Linked DNA regions of Homo sapiens: regions 2, 3 and 4 are each linked to region 1. Evidence: chromatin contacts called from ENCODE Hi-C or POLR2A ChIA-PET data. All regions are on one chromosome and are shown on one strand. Each heading gives the region's core, a stretch centred on a gene start or an enhancer-like site at or near the end of the contact. The rest is flanking DNA. Distances are from core to core; before and after follow the strand shown. Region 1 holds the start of PDIA3 (protein disulfide isomerase family A member 3). Region 2 holds the start of GOLM2 (golgi membrane protein 2). Region 3 holds the start of CTDSPL2 (CTD small phosphatase like 2). Region 4 holds the start of UBR1 (ubiquitin protein ligase E3 component n-recognin 1).

Region 1 (3,514 bases), core at 641-3,140:
GTTTCTTCTGGCGGGAAGGATCTACAACAAAAATTGAAAAGGGGTAGTGGATAAATACAAACAAAATAGACCAGGTAGGGTTGGGGGCAGGGATACTGTTCAGATAATGGGTCCCCCTAATGGCTTACTGCTGGTCCTTCTCTTCTCACAGCAACTAAGAATTCTGTTTGGAGTGAGAGCAAATGTATTGCTTATGACCAACACTGTCCATGCCCACAAAAGCAGCAGGTTCACTCTCAAAGTTTTAAGAGTCTTTGACAGAAACTGTTCCGTATCATCCACGGCTAGTGGCTATCCTAGGCCTAAAAGTGAAAGACGTGGATTCTATCTCCTTAGTTTTATTTACAAGCCCTTGATTTATCAAGTTTGGTAAACCAGCAACTAAACCGGCCTCCCCAGAATTTTCCACTCTTAAATGTAGAGGATGTGGATAGGAGTCTTAAATTTAAATTAGTGAAGAAATAGGCTGCTGACCAAGTAACTCCTGATAGTGTGTCGCAGCACAGCTTGGCTCAAGCCTTGCAAATGCTCGATGAGAGAGAAAGTATCGATGAGACGTGAACGAATGGCATCAGCTCGGGGAAGCTGCATCTGCCCTTCTTGTTGGTAAGCGGCCATGTCTGCTAAGAAAATGTAAGCATCAAGTGTCATTTCATTCTTGGAGCTGCACCAAGGATTACAGGTTTTCTGTCCCCTCCTCCCCACCCTCTTTGCCCTTAAGATTCCTTAATGTACCCACATCTACGAACTAGGAGCAGTTGGGCAGAACAAACATTCTACTAAGACTCAGGGTTTTTTGAAACAAAAGGGGCTAAGAGTGGTAAAGACATTGAGCAGTCGACCAAGTGGCCAGGCATCTTCACTTTGTGACGGCACTACCAATTAAAAGCTCATTAAAAAAAAAAAAAAAAAAAAAAAAAGTCCGGGCGTGGTGGCTCACGCCTGTAATTCCAGCACTTTGGAATGCCGAGGCGAGCGGATCACGAGGTCAGGAGATAGAGACCATCCTGGCTAACACGGTGAAACCCGGTCTCTACTAAAAATACAAAAAATTAGCCGGGCGTGGTGGCGGGCGCCTGTAGGCCCAGCTACTCGGGAAGCTGAGGCAGGAGAATGGCGTGAACCCGGGAGGCAGAGCTTGCAGTGAGCGGAGATCGCGCCACTGCACTCCAGCGTGGGGGACAGAGCAAGACGGCATCTCAGACAAAACAAAACAAAACAAAACAAGAAACTCAATAAAAAAGGAGCAGCCACAAGGGCAGGGGCCCGGGGCTGGACAAAGAAGAACCTGGGTCCCACCTGGGCCTGAGAGAATCGGGCAATGAGGTGGAGTTGGGGGAGGGCTTGGCCTGCCCACGCAAGAGAAACCAAGTGAAGAGAAATTGGACAAAATGCCAAAGCCTGACATTTTGAAAATGGGTCCCGTCCCAAGTGTGTCCACTCCAACACTCCTTCGGGGGCTAGCTCCTTCTCTCCTCCATTCTCGCTTCTGGGCCTCACCTCAGCCCAGGTTCTCTTCGCCCACTCAGTCCTGACTTCACGCTTCCACCTCCAGCTCAGGCGCCCCCTGAGCCCGGCTACCCCTACGCAGGACGAGCTCAGGGCCGGCTCCCAGCCTCACTGCGCCCCATTTCCCGCCCCGCCCGACCCCCAGGTTTCGGCTCACCCCGGGACCCGGCCCTAGCCCCTGCCCCCAGCCCAGGACCGGGCCCAGCCACGCTCGCCCAGACACTCGCCGCCTCGGCCCCGCCCCGCGCTCCGGCCACTCGGCGGTAACGAGTTGGTCCCGCCCGCCCGACGAAGGCGACGCGCAGCCAATCAGCGGCTGCCACACAGCGGCCCAAGCCGGGTTTGGGGGTTGGGACCTCCGGCTGCAGGTCCGCCTGGGCCAGACGCGCGAGCGCAAGCAGCGGGTTAGTGGTCGCGCGCCCGACCTCCGCAGTCCCAGCCGAGCCGCGACCCTTCCGGCCGTCCCCACCCCACCTCGCCGCCATGCGCCTCCGCCGCCTAGCGCTGTTCCCGGGTGTGGCGCTGCTTCTTGCCGCGGCCCGCCTCGCCGCTGCCTCCGACGTGCTAGAACTCACGGACGACAACTTCGAGAGTCGCATCTCCGACACGGGCTCTGCGGGCCTCATGCTCGTCGAGTTCTTCGCCCCCTGGTGAGTCCATTCTGCCGAGGCGGGGGAAGAAAGGCGGGGCTGGGCCGGGGGCGAGAGCGCGGGGAACTGTTGGGCCTACGCAGCGCCGGGGCCCTTCATTCCTGTGGGCCCCTGCTGCGGCGGGCACATTTCTCATTCCCGGGAGCTGGAGGCGCCTCGCCGAGAGCGGGGGAGTCGGTGCTGATCGGCCCAAGGAAAACCCGAAGGCTGCGCTCACGCAGGGCCTCATCCTTATCTCGGTGCTCTTGTGGCACTTCCTATTTGCAGAGGGTTTTGCCACCCCTTCCCCCAGTCCAATATGTAGCTATATCTTTTCTGCGTGAGTCAGTATTAATGCTCCTCCAGTCTACAGACTAGGCATCCCAAAGCCTTGTAGTGGAAGCGGACGTTTCACCAAATGCAGAAGTCCTGGATCCCTAGGGTATTTCCTTTCATCTTACCTCACGCCGCACAGCCATTGGTTTCTAGCCAAGGTCACTGAGTGGCTGCAGAATGGTCGTAAGTGCTTTCTTGAGGCAGGTAATTTGTCCGTCACATGGTGTACAGTTTCTCCCTTCAGCTGATCACTTACATCTCAGTACCGGCAGATACCTCTGTCCAAACGAAAGGAGTACGTGAACAAGAATAATTCCATCAGAATCTGTCCATATTGTCTGTTTTAAATAGCATTTCTTTAAAATGTCAAAAAAGACTCCAATGAGAAAATAACCAATATTGATTACATACTCCACTTTAGGGTGACTTAAGTGATCAAGGGTGTAAATTCCTTAGATAGAACTAACTCGAAATAAAAAACTGTTGGGGAGAAGGAAGAGCAAATAAGATTTCTGGCCCAGTCAACTTGAGTGTTTGTTTTTTTTTTTTATTTGTGTGTGTGTGTGTTTTTAAACCTCCAGATCATTACCAGAGTAAACAGTGATTCCTTTATCCTGGGGATAGCTCTCTATATATAATTCAATATATATAATTACAGTACTTAATTTTTCCCCTCCTGGCACAGTGACCCTTGGTTTAATACTATCCGTGTTCAAAAATGTCAGTAAAAGTTGTGTATAACTTTTATTTGCTTCAGACTCAGGTCTTCCCTTCTTAGCCTCAAACAACTTGCTAAGGGTTACACGAAAAAAGTCCTGTAGTAAAGACCACCTGAATCAGAATGATGTGCTAGAGATGGCAAATTTTGTTTGCAGCTTGGACAGATTTTGTGTCCAGGGCATTTCTGGGGCTAACTGGCAGTACAGATTACACATATAGATAGTTCTTATACATCTCTGGAACTCATGTTCTCTCTTAGGAACAACTCTTCCCAATTATATAATCATGCTGTTAGCTTTGAGGGGGTGTCAATAATTTGT
Region 2 (3,150 bases), core at 346-2,845, 540 kb after region 1:
ATTTCTCATTTTTGCTTTGCTTCCTTTTGCCAAAGTCGGCTTGTCATCTGAGAGTGGAGAGGATTTGTTAGATCTTATGAAGCCAGAGCTCACTTCTGATGTGAACCAAGTATTAATAATTTTGGTGGTGGTTTTCTGTACTGCATCTGAGAGAGTAATCATTGTTCTTTGAAGATGCAATAATTCTACGCTACTACGGGACTTAGGGAAATAATTTTTGAGGATAGGAAGCACAGAATAATTAAGATGACAAGTCTTCCTGCCTCAAAATCATATCACTCTGATTCGAATAAAAAATACCAAGGTTTTTCCTTCTTGAGGTTTTATACTCATGGAAGTTCTTCAACCTGAGGTCTGAAAAATAAGGCAACCCCATCCTCTCCTTAAACAGGTTAGAGCCAGTACCTTTTTATTTCTCTATGCACGGACAAAATAATTATGCAAAAAAAAAAAAGAGGCAGGTTTTGTTTTTTTTTTTGCACTACTGAAATTCACACTTAACATATAAACAATCTGCTATATGCAGACAGCACTGGTGTTTAGAGTTCAATGATCTGGATTCAAGCCTATTTAAAACCAGATAAGAGAAAGTTCCCAAACATCTATGTGTCTTGGATTCTTCATCTGTAAAATTGCGTTGTTGAGAAGATAATATGAGACTAGGCGCGCAAAACAATTTGTTAGAGCTATTATTTCTAACCCGGAATGTGTTCGCTGGCAGTAACAGTGCATTAGTTACGATTCATCGAGGGCAGCTTCTGGACTTTCTGTTTGGAAGCCCAGCTGAGGCAAAAGCAGCAGTGCGTTTAAAAATTGGAGCTCGCCACATTCTGAAATTCTTTCGGTTCGTGAAAGCAGTAACCTAGGAAACGAGACTGGCACCACCCCTTTCAGTCCTAAAGCTTGGTTTCTCCCGCTTTTCTCCATTATGTTTAGGGCATCGCTATTTTACAGTCTTTTTGTTTTTTCTTTCCACATCATTAGCACAAAAGAGAAATTCCCCTTCTACAGAAGCAAGTACAAAACCTTTCTAGTCGCTCCTTTTTGGCAGCAGCTCACCTACTATTTTTTTCTATTCCGCGGTCGCAGCCCCAGACGTCCTCAAAGACAAATATTTTCGCGAGGGCCAGTGTAGGGCAGGAACTCCCTAGGCCTTGAATCAAGGGAATCCAGTAGATAACAACAGAAAGGACTCCGACCCAGGTACCTGAGACATCTGAGACCGCCAAAATTAACACAACACCCTACGCGACAGAGAAAACTCTGGGCGGGGAGAGAGAAAGAGAGCGAGCGAGCGAGAGAGAGAGAGAGCGAGAGAGAGAGAGAGAGAGAGAGAGAGAGAGAGAGAGAGAGAGAGAAAGAGAGCGAGCGAGAGAGAGCGAGAGAGCGAGAGAGCGAGAGAGCGAGAGAGCGAGAGAGAGAGAGAGAGAGAGAGAGAGAGAGAGAGAGAGAGAGAGAGAGAGAGAGAGACGAGAGGAAGCAACGTTCTCGCGACAAGAGGGGTGTCGACGGAAACTCGGAAATGGTCCCCTAGACGACCCGGCCCCAGCTAGTGGGTGGGGCCAGGGTACATCCGCCCCTTTCCGGTTTTTTTCCCCGCCTCCCAACCGTGAGGTGTTGGGTTTGGGGGACGCTGGCAGCTGGGTTCTCCCGGTTCCCTTGGGCAGGTGCAGGGTCGGGTTCAAAGCCTCCGGAACGCGTTTTGGCCTGATTTGAGGAGGGGGGCGGGGAGGGACCTGCGGCTTGCGGCCCCGCCCCCTTCTCCGGCTCGCAGCCGACCGGTAAGCCCGCCTCCTCCCTCGGCCGGCCCTGGGGCCGTGTCCGCCGGGCAACTCCAGCCGAGGCCTGGGCTTCTGCCTGCAGGTGTCTGCGGCGAGGCCCCTAGGGTACAGCCCGATTTGGCCCCATGGTGGGTTTCGGGGCCAACCGGCGGGCTGGCCGCCTGCCCTCTCTCGTGCTGGTGGTGCTGCTGGTGGTGATCGTCGTCCTCGCCTTCAACTACTGGAGCATCTCCTCCCGCCACGTCCTGCTTCAGGAGGAGGTGGCCGAGCTGCAGGGCCAGGTCCAGCGCACCGAAGTGGCCCGCGGGCGGCTGGAAAAGCGCAATTCGGACCTCTTGCTGTTGGTGGACACGCACAAGAAACAGATCGACCAGAAGGAGGCCGACTACGGCCGCCTCAGCAGCCGGCTGCAGGCCAGAGAGGGCCTCGGGAAGAGATGCGAGGATGACAAGGTAAGGACGACCCTTTTCTCTTCAAACCCCATGGTTTCTTTTCTCCCCGGGGTCTGGGGCGGGATGTTAATCCGCTAGCTGTTGTCTTATGCCTTCCAGTATTTCAGTCCTGAAGGCTCCTTTCACCCCCAACAACCCTGTTTCTGTCAGACTTTTCCCAGTTTATCAGTGCCACGTTCTCTGGTCCCTGCCAGAAAAAAATGACTGTAAATTCTGGTTCTCAAGAGTGGACTGTGTGCAGATGCTGCCTATTCTCTAAGCTCAGCTGGTGAGTTGGCAGTAGTAATCATCTGGCCTGTGTGGCCCCCTTACCTTCAAAGACACACAAATCTGGCGACTGCCAGGTTTGGTGTGGTTATTGTCTCATTTTTATTCCGTGCACACTGATCAATATTAATTTCGTTATTTAAAGAACGAAGCCGCCTCTGACTCCTCTACTTATGGTAGTCATCATATATTTTTTAAGCTGTGTGACTTTTAAAATCTCTATAGGGTGATGTATTGAATAACTAAATAATCAGCTATGACTGCCTTTTTGTGATCAAAATGTTATGATAGATGGGCCCTCGAGCTATATGTGAGACACACTTGTGTCTTGGACATAGTTGATCCATCATTATCTACTCAATTTGAATTGTTAATGAAATCAGCCAAAAGATTAGAATCTGAAAATAAATTTTAAGCAGTGGAATGTCATGTCAGTGTCTTCATTGAAAGAAAATAGAATGAAATTTTGTATAGCTAAGTTGCTATTAGGGTTGGTGTTTTATGCAGATGGAAAACTATACAAAGTTTTAAATATAAAAAGTTTAAAATTGAACTGTAATCATACTTGCTACTAAATAATCCTTGTTTTCATTAGCTCATTGGTAACTATATTAATAGTTTATGACTTAGCAACTTCTGTAGGTATAGTA
Region 3 (3,228 bases), core at 100-2,599, 680 kb after region 1:
GTCTTCTTCAATAGATTATGATCTTTGGCCGGGCGCGGTGGCTCACGCCTGTAATACCAGCACTTTGGGAGGCCGAAGCGGGCGGATCACGAGGTCAGGAGTACGAGACCAGCCTGACCAACGTGGTGAAACCCCGTCTCTACTAAAAATACAAAAATTAGCCGGTCGTGGTGGCGCGCGCCTGTAATCCCAGCTTCTCGGGGGGCTGAGGCAGAAGAATCGCTTGAACCCGGGAGGTGGAGGTTTGAGCCGAGATCGCGCCACTGCACTCCATCCTGGGCGACAGAGTGAAGACTCCGTCTCGAAAAAAAAAAAAAATCATTACCTTTGGGGAAGGCAGTATCCGTGTCTGCCTGGCTCACTGTTTTACCCGTCGCACCTAGTTATTTTTTCAATAAATATTTCTTGATTGAATAAGGAGAGTGGCTTGGAGTTTCAGTGAAAAATGTTCTTCCAAACACTAGGCTTGGTTTTCCGATACCCCACTAGAACTGGATTCTCTGGACTGATACATTTTCACTCTGTGGAGCTGACCGTCCTTTGACCTAGGGTCGCAGGTGGGAGCCCACTGGCCTGAAAGATCCGAGTTTTCAACCTGCAGAATCACCGCCAACATAGGGTTGAGTCGAAGGGCATGAATATTTATGATCCAAAAGCGACTGCTACGCCCTCTAGGCAATGAGCTGGAAAGGGAACCTTCAAGGGCCACCGAAATCCCAGGAAAGGCGCCAGATTCGCTTTCTCCCGGCCTCAGGCAGCTCTCCCTACGAACTACCTCCTCCAGCGCGCCAAGCCGTTAGTCCCGCCTTATCCCCTCAGCTCCACCTACCCAGCGCGCCCACAGTTACTAAACCCTAGCCGCCAGGGTGCACTACGCGTTCCTAAGCCCCGCCTCCGGGGCAAGGGCGCGCTCCCCCTCCCAGCTCTGCCCAAGCAGTTCCGTTAGGAGCGGGAGGAAAAACCGTCCTTCGGGTCCCCGCCTCTCCACTCCTAACGCTTTACTCCCTACTCCCCCTGCGACCACTACACAGCCGGCTACGGAGGCCCCTAATGTACAAATATCCCCCAGGCCCTTGCTCATCCTGATAGGTTTTGTCCTTTCTTAATCGACCCAGTACTAAGGCCTTGTGTTCAGTTTTTCTCCAGGATTCAGACTAGAGAGTTTCTTCCGGCGTAAGGAACTTCAACGCTCTTCACGGAAGTAAAAGTGTTTTTTTGGTTGTTGTTGCCGTTGTGGCTGCCCGCATTCCTTCCCTCCCACCTCGCGGAATTGTGGCGGGAGGGGGAGGAGGAAGTCAGGGCGCCTGCGCGGAGAGGCCGCTTTCCATCCGGGTCCCTGTCCGTGCGGTGCAGCAGGTCGGTAGGCGGGAAATGGCGACTGGCTGAAGGAGCTGGTTCTGTTGCTGCTGCGGGGTAAGCGGGAAAGACACCACACATTGCGCAGTCGGGACCATCGCCGGAGCCTGAGGACACTTCTCTGTCGTCACAGTTAGGTAATCCCCTTCGTCCAGACGCCGCCGCTGCTTCCAATCTCAGTCCTCCTCCTCTTCCAGGGCCGTCTGCCGGGATCTCCTCCCCTTCTAAACCTGGTCCTCCAGCGGCTCTGGCGCCTTGGTAGGCATGCACTCTTTGGCGCCTCGTACGTCCACTGTGCGGAGCCGCTCCTGTCTGGACTTTCCCCTGGGAACAGAAAGGGAGCTCACTTCCCGCCAGCTTCACCTCTTAGGTTGCGGCCTGCGTTGTGATTTCTGGGGTTAGATTTCACTTTGCTACCCACCCCCACTCCGATCTCAAGTTCCTAGTCCCCAACCTCTGGGTAATTAAGTTAGAAGTTTAGCTTTTTTTAACCTTTTTGGCCCACCTCATGTTTTCAGCATTTCATTCTTTGGAGTAGGGTGCTTTTAGGGGGGCGTTGCTCTTATCTCAGTTCTTATAAACACCTTTTCAGAATCTGGAAGAAGGGATTTGACTAAGTTCTGTTTATCTTTTGTACTGTTAAAATCTCGAGTTGACATTGTTACTTTTTCAAATCGGGAGTGGTAGTAAAGAACAGTCCATGTGGAAGGCGTCTGGTTTCCACAGTGGTCAGTTAAAGAGTGAACCTTATTATCCTTAATATTCTCTGCTTTCTTTGGATTTTAAATGTCTGTATGGGTGTTTACTTTTGCATTCTTGACCAGAGTTCTGTGGTAAATAATTGCATAAGTAAATCTTGTTTATTTACTTCTCACCCTAGTGGTGGCTGGATGTGTGAATGATGTTAAACACTTCAGCGTACCTTAGGGAAACCTAAAGAGATCTAAGAGCTCGTAAACTTACCTGAGATCCTGAAATGAAACGTACTCAGTAGATGTTCCTCCGAGGCAGGGATTTATCTTCCTAATGCTGGTAACGCAGTACCAAGATGAATTTCTTCAGTGGGTATACAAATTAGTGACTTGAAATGATGGATTTATCTGTGTAATTTTCAAATTGTAGATTGCTTTGTCTCCCCATTCTTCGCCCAGTTTTAAATTTTCGTTCCTGGTCCATTTTTTATTCTTAGAAAAGGGAAATGGCGTGTTAAAGCTAGTTTTACTATATTTCTTTACTTTTTCTTTCCTTTTTTTTAAATTACATTGCAGACCAATTGTTCATAAAGAGAAGTAATAAGGAGGCTGTTGGTGTTTTCGGAATTTATTAATCATGTTGAATTTGGGATCTTTGTAGGTTTTTTTGTTTTCACTAATCAAATTAAAATTTTAAAAACTGTTCACATTGAATATCAGTTGATATTTATAACTCAGGTTTTCAGTTCTGGATAGGTCCAGTTTAGAGAATTTCACTATTGTTTGCACGATGTTATGGTTAATTTTCAATAATAAACAGGAACACACAAACATTATTATAATCCTCATTTGGTAGACTTTGCCCAAGGTCATAAAGAAAGTCAAGGCAAAAGGTAGCTCTTATGTGAAGGAGTTTTTTAGGATTAAGTTGAGCTTCATACTTTCCTAAGGCGAATAGAATAGTGGAGGTACAGGCACGTTAACTACTTGCCGAGTCAGTTTATTTAAAAAATGGAGCCAAATATGCAACTTAAAGGGATCTTAAATCATTGGTCTAGTGTGTAGGTTTTGTCTGTATTTTAATGACCTTTTTGGGTAGTTAATAGCGTTAATGTTTTTAATAAAAATTAGTTTGCAGCTAGCTGAGTGAGCATTGTAGACCTTGTTTTCAAGAGTTCTC
Region 4 (3,334 bases), core at 791-3,290, 640 kb before region 1:
GGGTTATAAAGCTTAACAGTCACAGGACTTCATTTACTGACATTACTCTACCTTGAATTAAAATTATTTGGGCCCTTATATTACCTGTGTCACCAGACTGTGAGTTCCTTGAGGCTATATTACACAATCTACCTACTACTTTGCAAAACCCAAAGCCCTGCCCAACAAAATCTAATAATATTTCCTGAGGTAAAGAGTTGCCACATAAATTCTAGCTCAATTCCTGTATCATTATCTCCAATTCCAAATTAGTGACGTCCAGAATGATGGGGTTTTATTGTATTATCTGGAAAAAATTAATGTATCAAAGCTTTAAATAAATATTAGTCTTCAGATACAAAACTATAACAATTCTTCTGACCACAGCAGTTTCCCCACTCCTTCTAACAAGCAAAACTCACAAACTACCATTAAAATGTTTCAGTTGCTTTTAAATTTGTCCTACCTCCTCATTCCTTATCATCTCAAATAAGATGCTTCCTCCTTCAGGAACAGTAGTGAAGTGAATTTGAACTGCTATTTGGGGTGGAGGAAAACGGCAAGCACTGACATAGTCAGTGGCCAAATCCTTTTTCCAACTCCCTCCCTACCTTGTTCCTACCTCCTAGACAGTCTCTTCAGTCCCTGGAGTTGACTCATGCCGTAGCTCCCTCTGTAGTTCCCTCTGTTCTCGCATAAAACAATGTTCAATTGTATGCAGGGTTAAAAAAAAAAACAAAAAACCTTCAAGAATGCTTTTAATCTGTAATCCCAGCACTTTGGGATGCCGAGGCAGGTGGATCACCTGAGGTCAGGAGTTCGAGATCAGCCTGGCCAACATGGTGAAACCCCGTCTCTAATAAAAATAAAAATAAAAAAAATTAGGCAAGCATGGTGGCAGGCACCTGTAATCCCAGCTACTCAAGAGGCTGAGGCAGGAGAATTCCTGAACTCGGGAATTTGCAGTTCAATTCCTGAACTCGGAAGGTTGCAGTGAGCCGAGATTACACCACTGCACTTCAGCCTGGGCAACAAGAGCAAAACTCTGCCTCAAAAAATAAATAAAATAAAATAATGTTTTTATTAAACTACAAGCCAAAGAAACTTCAGAAAAAATGTGTATATCCCAAATCTCTAAATGCTGCTATTTAGAAAGACAAACTAATAAAACATCATGCGGTGACAGATATTTGAATATTTTCTACATATCTCCACACTAGATGCCCTGGGCATCCAGAACATTCCCTAACATTGCCCCCTACTCTTATCTTCCTCGGCAGCTTTCTCCCTGTAGCTAGTGACTCAAATTTGTTCACTATCTGTGCCTTCCCATTCTTTCAAAATGCAAGAGCAAAGTATAGATTCCGACATCAATTAATGGTATTGCTCTGGCTTGAAATGTTTGGGAGTCCTTTCTTCACCTTTAAAAAGTAGCGACAGATGATGGGTTTCTCCACTGAGGGTTAGGCCTGGGGTTCCCAAGATGCTATACGCAAGGACAATTACTACACCTCACATCTAGACATGACTTGACAGTAGCAGCACTACCTACCAATATCAGGTCCCGGCCAGCAGGCTATGCAATAAAATACCAGGTGCTGCGTTCCCATCATCAAGAGTAAAGGGTTAGTACTGCTTCTATACGAAAATGGCTCTTGCTCCAACCCCGCCTCGGCCCCCACATCAAACCGTCTAATAACATCACTGGTTCTTTCTACTTCAGAATAGAGACATGCACACTTGAGATCATCAAGAATAATACATAACAAAGTCATTATATTCCGTAGACTTGGCTGGCAGAAATGTGGGTTGCGACTAACTTTTTATTCGGTGGCTTCCTTCCAGATCAATCCAGATAACTCCCCCTCCCCAGAGCCGCCATAAGGGGTGAAGCCCCACATCCTCCTAAGCGCAGTAGGGAGGGACCGGGGGGAGGACAAAAGAGACTTGCCTATAGGGACTTACAGATGCCAGACGCTGAGGGGTCTGGGGTAACTCCGCGCTGATTTCCATCCTCTCAGTACCTCCAGCCTCCTCGTCCGCCATCTTGAGGGAAACTGACGCCTGCAGTTGCCGACCCCCGGCCAGAGGCAAGCGGAAACCTGTGGCCGGTCGGAGAGACAGGGACGACACTTTTACGACGGCCCCTGAAGTCGGGTTTGACGCAGACTCGAGGAGTGGCTTCCGGCCCGCTTCCCGGAAGCAAGCGTCACGACGTGAAGGGACTGGAGATTTTTTTTTTCCCCTCTAATTTATCAGGCGTAGCTCTTGGTAGCTGAATGGTTGTATATCTGGGTTTGGTGCTGGGAACTGTTGCATCTACGAGGTAAAAAAAACAAAGTCAGCGTCCATTATGAAAGGAAGAAAACTTGTCGGGGGCTAAAGCAAGAACCTGTCCTAGCTGGCCGGTTGTTGGCCTGGGGATGTTTTGTATCCCAACCTCCCTGCAGTAGTTCCCCAGAGCCTACAAAATGAAAAAGAAAGTACTCACACATCTTCTATTTTTAGGATTCTACCCCGTGGGCACTTGCACATGTGTACAAAAAAAGCTCGGGATCCAGCTTTATTGGGGGACACGGGGGGAAATAACAAAAAATTGGAAACCTAGTCATTCATCGATAGAGGAAAGACAAGATATACTATGGTACATTCGCATTTTGAAATACTGTGCAGCTCTTGAGCAAGATAAATCTGCGTGAAAAGATCAAGATAAATTGAGAGAAAAAAAAGCCAAGTTGCTGCAAACTATATATTTGCACACATAGGCATTTAAATGTGAAGGAGTAAGTCTGAAAGGGGAAAGGGCAAAGTAGTAACTCTGAGGGCCAGGATTCGGATTGGAGGAAGAAGGTGGTCAAGAGCTACTTTACCTTCATTTGTATTTTAAATTTTTTACAAAACAAATAATTTTAAAGTATATTTTTAACAAAGGGAAGAAAATAAAGCTCCAAACAATGTGAAAAGTAGAGGAGGCTTTCCAAATGCTGTGGTCCACCTTGATTTATAGAACTTTCCTGCCTAAACAATGTTTCTGCTCAAATGAACTACTTCCTGGGTGCTAAAATACTGTTTTTCCAGCCTTTTTTGCCCAACAACCACAATAAATACATTTTACATCTTATCACGGTACACCTATACAAAATTAAATGGGTATATATAGAATATGTATATATATACTGAAACTTAAATTTTCTGAAACAATACTTCCAATATGTCATATTTTCTATTCAATTGCAATATGTTTATGCATTTAAGCCAAAATACTGGTTGTAGTTATTAAAGTGATACTATAACCCACAATAGGTATTGTCCCACATTTTGATAAAAATTGCCCTAAAAGTTACCTTGTCCCTTC

What was found. A loop is a pair of places that touch in the nucleus more often than their neighbours do. ChIA-PET counts read pairs that join two places held with the same protein, here RNA polymerase II (POLR2A). Pooled maps may share reads with other maps.
Region 2: a loop to region 1 is called in a map of naive thymus-derived CD4-positive, alpha-beta T cell, with 32 times the contacts of the local background. The contact joins the promoter of GOLM2 here to the promoter of PDIA3 in region 1. A Hi-C loop is called at or near these places in 1 of 168 maps with a recorded cell type or tissue (naive thymus-derived CD4-positive, alpha-beta T cell), 2 of 37 single-sample maps with no recorded cell type and 11 of 50 pooled maps. POLR2A ChIA-PET finds 5 or more read pairs at or near these places in 2 of 52 experiments (WTC11 and activated B cell).
Region 3: a map of naive thymus-derived CD4-positive, alpha-beta T cell shows a loop between it and region 1 (18-fold over the local background). The contact joins the promoter of CTDSPL2 here to the promoter of PDIA3 in region 1. A Hi-C loop is called at or near these places in 1 of 168 maps with a recorded cell type or tissue (naive thymus-derived CD4-positive, alpha-beta T cell), 1 of 37 single-sample maps with no recorded cell type and 11 of 50 pooled maps. POLR2A ChIA-PET finds 5 or more read pairs at or near these places in 4 of 52 experiments (PC-9, Panc1, T-cell and 1 more).
Region 4: a pooled map shows a loop between it and region 1 (6-fold over the local background). The contact joins the promoter of UBR1 here to the promoter of PDIA3 in region 1. A Hi-C loop is called at or near these places in 2 of 37 single-sample maps with no recorded cell type and 7 of 50 pooled maps. POLR2A ChIA-PET finds 5 or more read pairs at or near these places in 3 of 52 experiments (AG04450, B cell and activated CD4-positive, alpha-beta T cell).

Annotation. Positions count from the first base shown.
Region 1 is chr15:43,744,548-43,748,061 of GRCh38, forward strand. PDIA3 (protein disulfide isomerase family A member 3) reads left to right here and starts at 1,891. Exons shown (of 13, transcript NM_005313.5): 1 at 1,891-2,159. The coding sequence starts at 1,993. It also overlaps the pseudogene CATSPER2P1. RefSeq lists a silencer at 1,607-1,906 and enhancers at 2,407-2,456, 2,467-2,516.
Region 2 is chr15:44,287,124-44,290,273 of GRCh38, forward strand. GOLM2 (golgi membrane protein 2) reads left to right here and starts at 1,596. Exons shown (of 10, transcript NM_138423.4): 1 at 1,596-2,233. The coding sequence starts at 1,907. RefSeq lists enhancers at 655-1,561, 943-1,012, 1,408-1,702 and a silencer at 1,513-1,872.
Region 3 is chr15:44,426,280-44,429,507 of GRCh38, forward strand. It overlaps CTDSPL2 (CTD small phosphatase like 2), which reads left to right and starts at 1,350. Exons shown (of 13, transcript NM_016396.3): 1 at 1,350-1,493. It overlaps LOC124903479 (a long non-coding RNA gene), which reads left to right. Exons shown (of 3, transcript XR_007064605.1): 3 at 15-38. RefSeq lists enhancers at 252-859, 514-743, 860-1,467, 1,024-1,403, 1,468-2,074.
Region 4 is chr15:43,103,998-43,107,331 of GRCh38, forward strand. It overlaps UBR1 (ubiquitin protein ligase E3 component n-recognin 1), which reads right to left and starts at 2,041. Exons shown (of 47, transcript NM_174916.3): 1 at 1,945-2,041. The coding sequence starts at 2,025. RefSeq lists an enhancer at 1,860-2,139.